Linked DNA regions of Homo sapiens: region 1 is linked to region 2. A link is an interaction called in ENCODE POLR2A ChIA-PET data of the cell type or tissue named here. Cell type or tissue: A673. All regions are shown on one strand. Each heading gives the region's core, and the rest is flanking DNA. Links, peaks and the distances in the headings are about the cores only. Region 1 holds the start of LOC105372420 (a long non-coding RNA gene). Region 2 overlaps EXOC3L2 (exocyst complex component 3 like 2).

Region 1 (2,899 bases), core at 297-2,796, 65 kb before region 2:
ATGGTGTGCAGCTCGCGGCTGTTGTCGCGGAAAACGTCCCAGAGGCGCGCGCGGCCCTCGGGCGCGCCCCCGGTCTGCTGCCGGTCCTCCAGGCACTGCAGCGCCCAGCTCAGGCGGCACGGCCACTGGTTGGCGAGCACCACCCACGCCACCGCCTGGCGCGGCGTGGGGCCCCCAAAGTCCCCCTGCTGCTGCTGCTGCTGCAGCAGGCGCACGGTGATGGGCACGGTGTTGACGATGCGCCGCATGGACACCACGTTGTCGGGCACGTACTCGTAGAGGCAGTCGCGCTCGTCGTGAAGGCAGAAGAGCGCCTCCTGGATTCGCCGCGCCGCCTCGTCGTCGATGCGGCCCTGCCCGCGCTCCGTCCCCGCCTGCGCCTGCACCGCCAGCAGCTGCGCGCTCTCGCCCCCGGCGTCCCCCGGCAGCCACGGCTTGCGCGTCATCTCGCGGTACAACAGGTCGTCGCGGCTCTGCACCGCATCGTGCAGGAACTGCAGCTTGGTGCGGCGGCCCATAATGGGCACAGAGAAGGGCAGCGTGACAGTGCGGTTGAGGAAGAGGTAGCCGTTATCGGCCGTGCCCTTCATGTTGCCCGCGCTCTCTAGGCACGCGGCCAGGATGCTGGGGTCCACGACCAGGATGAAGATGAAGGGCGCGTGGCTGTCGGACAGCAGCGTGTTGATGGCGTTGAGCACGCCCACCACGCGCTCCGGGTAGCACGTGTCCAGCCCGGTGACCTCCAGCACCACGCGCAGCCTGCGCCGCTGGTAGATCTCCAGGAAGCACAGGAAGTCGGTGAGCAGCTCCACCTCCTTCTTCACCTCGCACATGAAACCCAGCTGGCTGCCGAACTTTTCACGCGACACCAGCCGCTCGATCTTCTTGCGCTGGCTTACGAACAGGTGCTTGCCCACCGAGTACACGGCCATGAGCAGCCCCGAGCCCGACAGTGTGGTGGCCGCGCCGCCAAACACCTTGAGCAGGCTGCCGCTCGGGCTGCCGTGGCCCAGCGCGTGGCCGCCCAGTGACAAGTAGAGCAGCCCCACACCCAGGCCCAGCGCCGCCAGCAGCGCCAGCAGCCCCAGGCACACGCGGCGCCGACAATGCCACTCGCTCTGGCAGCAGTCCTGCCTGGTGGCCGGCTTGTTGCCCAGCACCGAGTACACGCTGAAGGGCAGTGCGCCATAGTGGCGGCGGATGCCCTCGCACAACGTGGTCACCAGGCCGGCCCACAGCTTGTCGGTGCCCGCGTACTGCCAGGCGCTAAAGCGGATGAAAAGGAACTGCACGTTCCTGCGCCGCAGGTGCACCTCGGTGATGATGGGCTGCAGGAACACCAGGTACCACAGTAGCTGCGGGACGCCCCAGCCGCTCACGGCACGCGGCCGCCACTGCACGTGCTGCAGCTCCTCGCTCTCGCGCTGCGCGGCCTCCTGCTGCATCAGCGCTGCGGGAAGGGAGCCCGGGAGCCGCGTGAGCCGCAGACCCGCCGGGGTGGGCGGGGCCTAGTACGGGCAGGGCGGAGCGCTCCTGGAGAGGCGAGGGGCGCCCAGCAGAGGCGAGGGGCTGGAAGCGAGCCGCGGCCGCTCCTTAAAGAGCTGGAAGCCGGTGCAGAAGCGGGGGCGTGGAGAGGCCTGGAGCCGGGCTTGGACCGGAAGCGGTCTGAAGGCCAGGCTGTGGGGTCGGGATGGGCAGAGGTAGAGCCGGCAGAGGAGAGATGGGAGGAGGCAAAAAGAGATACGAGGAAGAGCCAGGGATGGGCAAGAGGCTGGAGGCGGAGCGAGGGTGTGGAGGGCACCGGGAAGGTTCTGAGAGTGGGGCAGGGGACAAGTGGTCGGTGTAAGGGATGAATGAATGAGATGCTGAGGAGGAGCTATGCTAGGCAGCAGGATACACCCTCGGTCTTATCTTGTTGACTTAACTGCTCCTCCTGCAGGAAGCCCTCCCTGATCCCCAGGCTGGGTCGGGGGCCCTCAGCCATTCCTACTCTGGGTCATCACTGTCTGAGGACAAGTCTCTCTCCCCTGCTGGACTGTGAGCCGGAAGGGCAGGGTCCTGCTTGTCTTGGTCACCGTGTCCCCTGGGCACCAGAAGGTGCTTAGGGAATGCCTGAACAATAGATCATGAGAAATCTGAGGTCACAGAGTGAATGAGCGGGAGTGTCTACAGCACCCAGCAGGAGGAGTAGGGACTCTCTGTTCTTTATATCCTCTTCTCCTCCCGGGACCCTGTGACAACACAGGACAGGACAGTGAGTGCTCAATGGACAGTCAGTACAGGAAGGAAAGGCTATTGGGCCTGCACCAGGGCTGGGCACACGTAGGAGGAACGTCAGTCCCAGCCCCTCTGGCCCCACGTGGGGCTGAGGTCTGAGCTCCAGCAGGGCTTGATCCAGATCAAAGCTGCTGGGGAGGCCAGTCGCGGTGAGTCACGCCTGTAATCTCAGCACTTTTTGGGAGGCCGAGGTGGGCGGATCACATGAGGTCAGGAGTTCAAGACCAGCCTGGCCAACACGGTGAAACCCCATCGCTACTAAAAATACAAAAATTAGCCGGGCTTGGTGGTGGGCACCTGTAGTCCCAGCTACTTGGGAGGCTGAGGCAGGAGAATCGCTTGAACCTGGGAGGTGGAGGCTGCACTGAGTTGAGACTGCGCCACTGCAGTACAGCCTGGGCGACAGAGTGAGACTCCATTTAAAAAAAAAAAAAAAAAAAAGGCCAGGTGCAGTGGCTCATGTGTAATCCCAGCACTTTGGGAGGCTGAGGCGGATCACATGAGGTCAAGAGATCGAGACCATCTGGCCAACATGGTAAAACCCCGTCTACTAAAAATACAAAAAATTAGCTGGGCGTGGTGGTGAGCGCCTGTAATCCCAGCTACTTGGGAGGCTGAGGCA
Region 2 (2,899 bases), core at 175-2,674:
TCCGGGCACCCATGGGCACCCTTCCCGTGCCCACGCCCCAGTCCCCAGCCCCTGAGCTATCCTAGGATGCCTTCCCTGGCCCCCTAATTAGCCCGCGGACAGTCTCTGCCGGTCCCCAAAGGGTGCTCCATCCCAGCCTCTCCCCATTCCCCAAGCTCCACTCTCAGGGGCCCTGACTCAGTCTGCACCCCGCCTTACACCCCAGTTCCACGCACATGCCTCCCCGCAGACCCCGGGCAGGGGCCACCTCTCCCATCCACAGGGAGCCGCTCCCCACCTTAGAGGGGTTTCCTCCAGCAGGAGCGTTCTTGGCTCTCCCAACCTCCCAATCTCCCCTCTTCCCGTCCCTTTCCCCTTTCCTCCTCCCCTCTTTTCCCCCACCCCCACCTCCCCTCCCCTCAGGCAGGTGCACCTGGTAAGGCTCGTCCTGCATTCTGCGCAGGGCCAGGGCCTGGGCACCCAGCGTGCCCACGATGCCATCCAGGGCCTCCGGGCTGCTCAGCCACTTCCGGCGCATCAGCTTGTTGAAGTGTGGCTGGCAGGGACAGAGTAGGGGGTCACGCTCTCCTCCCTCCCACCCTCCCTCTTCACTTAGGAATAAGTTCCTGCAACCCTGCTCCGTGTTGAACCAGGGCTGTGCGGTGCTGGGAACACAAGGGGAAGAGATAGCCCCAGCCCTGGCATCCTTGGACTCACAGTCCAGAAGGGGAGAGAGACTGGTCCCCAGGTAGTGATGACCCAAAGCTGGCAAGGCTGGGACTCGGGAACCCAGGGGTTTAGGAAGCCCAGAGGGGATGCCTGACTCAGCATAGAGCCATGGAGGGCTTCCTGGAGGAGGGGACACCGGAACTGAGGCCCTGGTGATGATCTTCCTTAGCCAAGTGAGGGATGGGGGAGGGGGAGTGGCTCAATGGGAGAAAATAGTGAGTATTAAGAAAGTTCAGATTTCAGATGGGCATGTCAGGGAGAGGACCAGCGAAAAGGTCAGTGTGGTTGATGAAAACAGGGGACTTCATTTAAAAATTATTAAGGGCCGGGCACAGTGGTTCACACCTGTAATCCCAGCACTTTGGTAGGCCGAGGCAGGAGGGTAGCTTGAGCCCAAGAGTTTGAGACCAGCCTGGGCAACATTGCGAGACCCCATCTCTACAAAACATTTAAAAGTTAGCTGGGACTGCGCGCAGTGGCTCACGCCTGTAATCCTAGCACTTTGGAAGGCTGCGGCGGGTGGATCACCTAAGGTCAGGAGTTCAACCCTGTCTCTACTAAAATACAAAAATTAGCCGGGCGCGGTGGCGTGCAACTGTAGTTCCAGCTACTCTGGATGCTGACACAGCAGAATTGCTTGAACCTAGGAGGTGGAGGTTGCAGTGAGCCGAGATCACACCACTGCACTCCAGCCTGGGCGACAGAGTAAGACTCCGTCTCAAAAATAAGTAAATCAATTAAAAATAATAAAAATTAGCTGGGTATGGTGTCATGTGCCTGTAGTCCCAGCTACTCAGAAGGCTGAGGTGGGAGGATGGCTTGAGCCCAGGAGTTCAGGCTGCAGTGAAATATGATCATGATACTGCACTCCAGCCTGGGTAACAGAGGGAGGCCCCGTCTCAAAAAAAAAAAAAAAAAAAAAGAGAAAAAGTAAGAACTTTAAGACATATTTTTAAAATTCATTAACTATGCACAGCCCTTAAGGGAAGGAGGACGGATTGCTTCCACATTCCACTTCCTAGGTCTGGTTGAGAAAACATGTTCCCCATCTGGAGCTCTTAGGAAGGAGTATAGTAAATGCCTCAGTTAATAACATCCTCCTTTTTGAAAGTTGCCTTTTCTCTCCACCCTTGAGTAGATCCGGTATTTGACGAAACTTGTGAAAGTGGGTGGAACCTGTCTTGCCCCCTCTTTTCTAGAATGCACTGTATATGCGACTGTGACTTTCAAGGAAATGTGTTTGCCATTTGCTGATTTTGGGGGGAAGTTAATTTCTAACTTCTTCCACTGGTAAATGAAGGAAAGTATTGCACCTTGCAAATGCACCAAATGAATTGAGTTCACCATTTTAAAAACCGTCTTTTGGCCAGGCGGATCTCATTGGAAAATTATTAAGGGGCCAGGCATGGTGGCTTACACCTGTAATTCCAGCACTTTGGGAGGCTGAGGTGGGTGGATCACTTGAGGTCAGGAGTTCGAGACTAGCCTGGCCAGCATGGTGAAACCCCATCTCTACTAAAAATACAAAAAATTAGCTAGGCGTGATGGTGGGCGCCTGTAATCCCAGCTACTCGGGAGGCTGAGGCAGTAGAATCTCTTGAACCTGGGAGGCGGAGGTTGCAGTGAGCTGAGATCAAGCCATTGCACTCCAGCCTCAGCAACAAGAGCAAAACTCTGTCTCAAAAATAAATAAATAAATTAATTAAGGGCTGGGCACAGTGGCTCATGCCTGTAATCTCAGCACTTTGGGAGGCTGAGGCTCAAGAATTGCTTGAGCCAAGGGCAACATAGTAAGACTCCCTCTCTATAATTTTTTTTTGTTTGTTTAATTAGCTGGGCATGGTGGCCCACACTGTGGTCCTAGCTACTTAGGAGGCTGATGTGAGAGGATCATGTAAGCCCAGGTGGTTGAGGCTGCAATGAGCTATGATCATGCCATTGCACTCCAGCCTGGGCGACAGAGCAAGATTCTATCTCAAAAAAACAAACAGAAACAAAAACAAAACTCTTTTTCCCCCTGCCCAAAACAAAAAATAATAATAACTTTAAGACAGTGACAGAAGAGCATTAAACCAAGATTGGGCCTTTCGAAGTGTGTGTTTTGGGGGTGAGGGAAGCTGTGCGACCCTGAAGCTGGCATTGGGGTTTATTCCAGGCATAAGACAGGGAGGGGAGAGGTGAGGCTGGGGCA

The links. ChIA-PET counts read pairs that join two places held together with the same protein. Peaks named below come from ENCODE experiments on the same cell type or tissue, not always from the same donor. Only the 100,000 strongest peaks of a DNase experiment are listed, where the experiment ranks them.
Region 1: POLR2A ChIA-PET joins it to region 2 with 6 read pairs; 3 of 35 experiments call an interaction of 5 or more read pairs at or near these places.

Annotation. Positions count from the first base shown.
Region 1 is chr19:45,152,326-45,155,224 of GRCh38, forward strand. NKPD1 (NTPase KAP family P-loop domain containing 1) reads right to left here. Exons shown (of 5, transcript NM_198478.4): 5 at 1-1,450. LOC105372420 (a long non-coding RNA gene) reads left to right here and starts at 1,254. Exons shown (of 2, transcript XR_935986.2): 1 at 1,254-1,343. RefSeq lists an enhancer at 480-1,105 and silencers at 737-796, 2,325-2,551. In A673, for the core only: no CTCF peak of the experiment used is centred there; DNase peaks (open chromatin) are centred at 346 and 1,456; H3K27me3 peaks cover 988 bases.
Region 2 is chr19:45,217,785-45,220,683 of GRCh38, forward strand. It overlaps EXOC3L2 (exocyst complex component 3 like 2), which reads right to left. Exons shown (of 12, transcript NM_001382422.1): 9 at 413-535. Among named protein-coding and RNA genes, the nearest start is that of EXOC3L2, 26 kb to the right of the region's middle. RefSeq lists an enhancer at 1-674. In A673, for the core only: no CTCF peak of the experiment used is centred there; no DNase peak of the experiment used is centred there; H3K27me3 peaks cover 2,370 bases.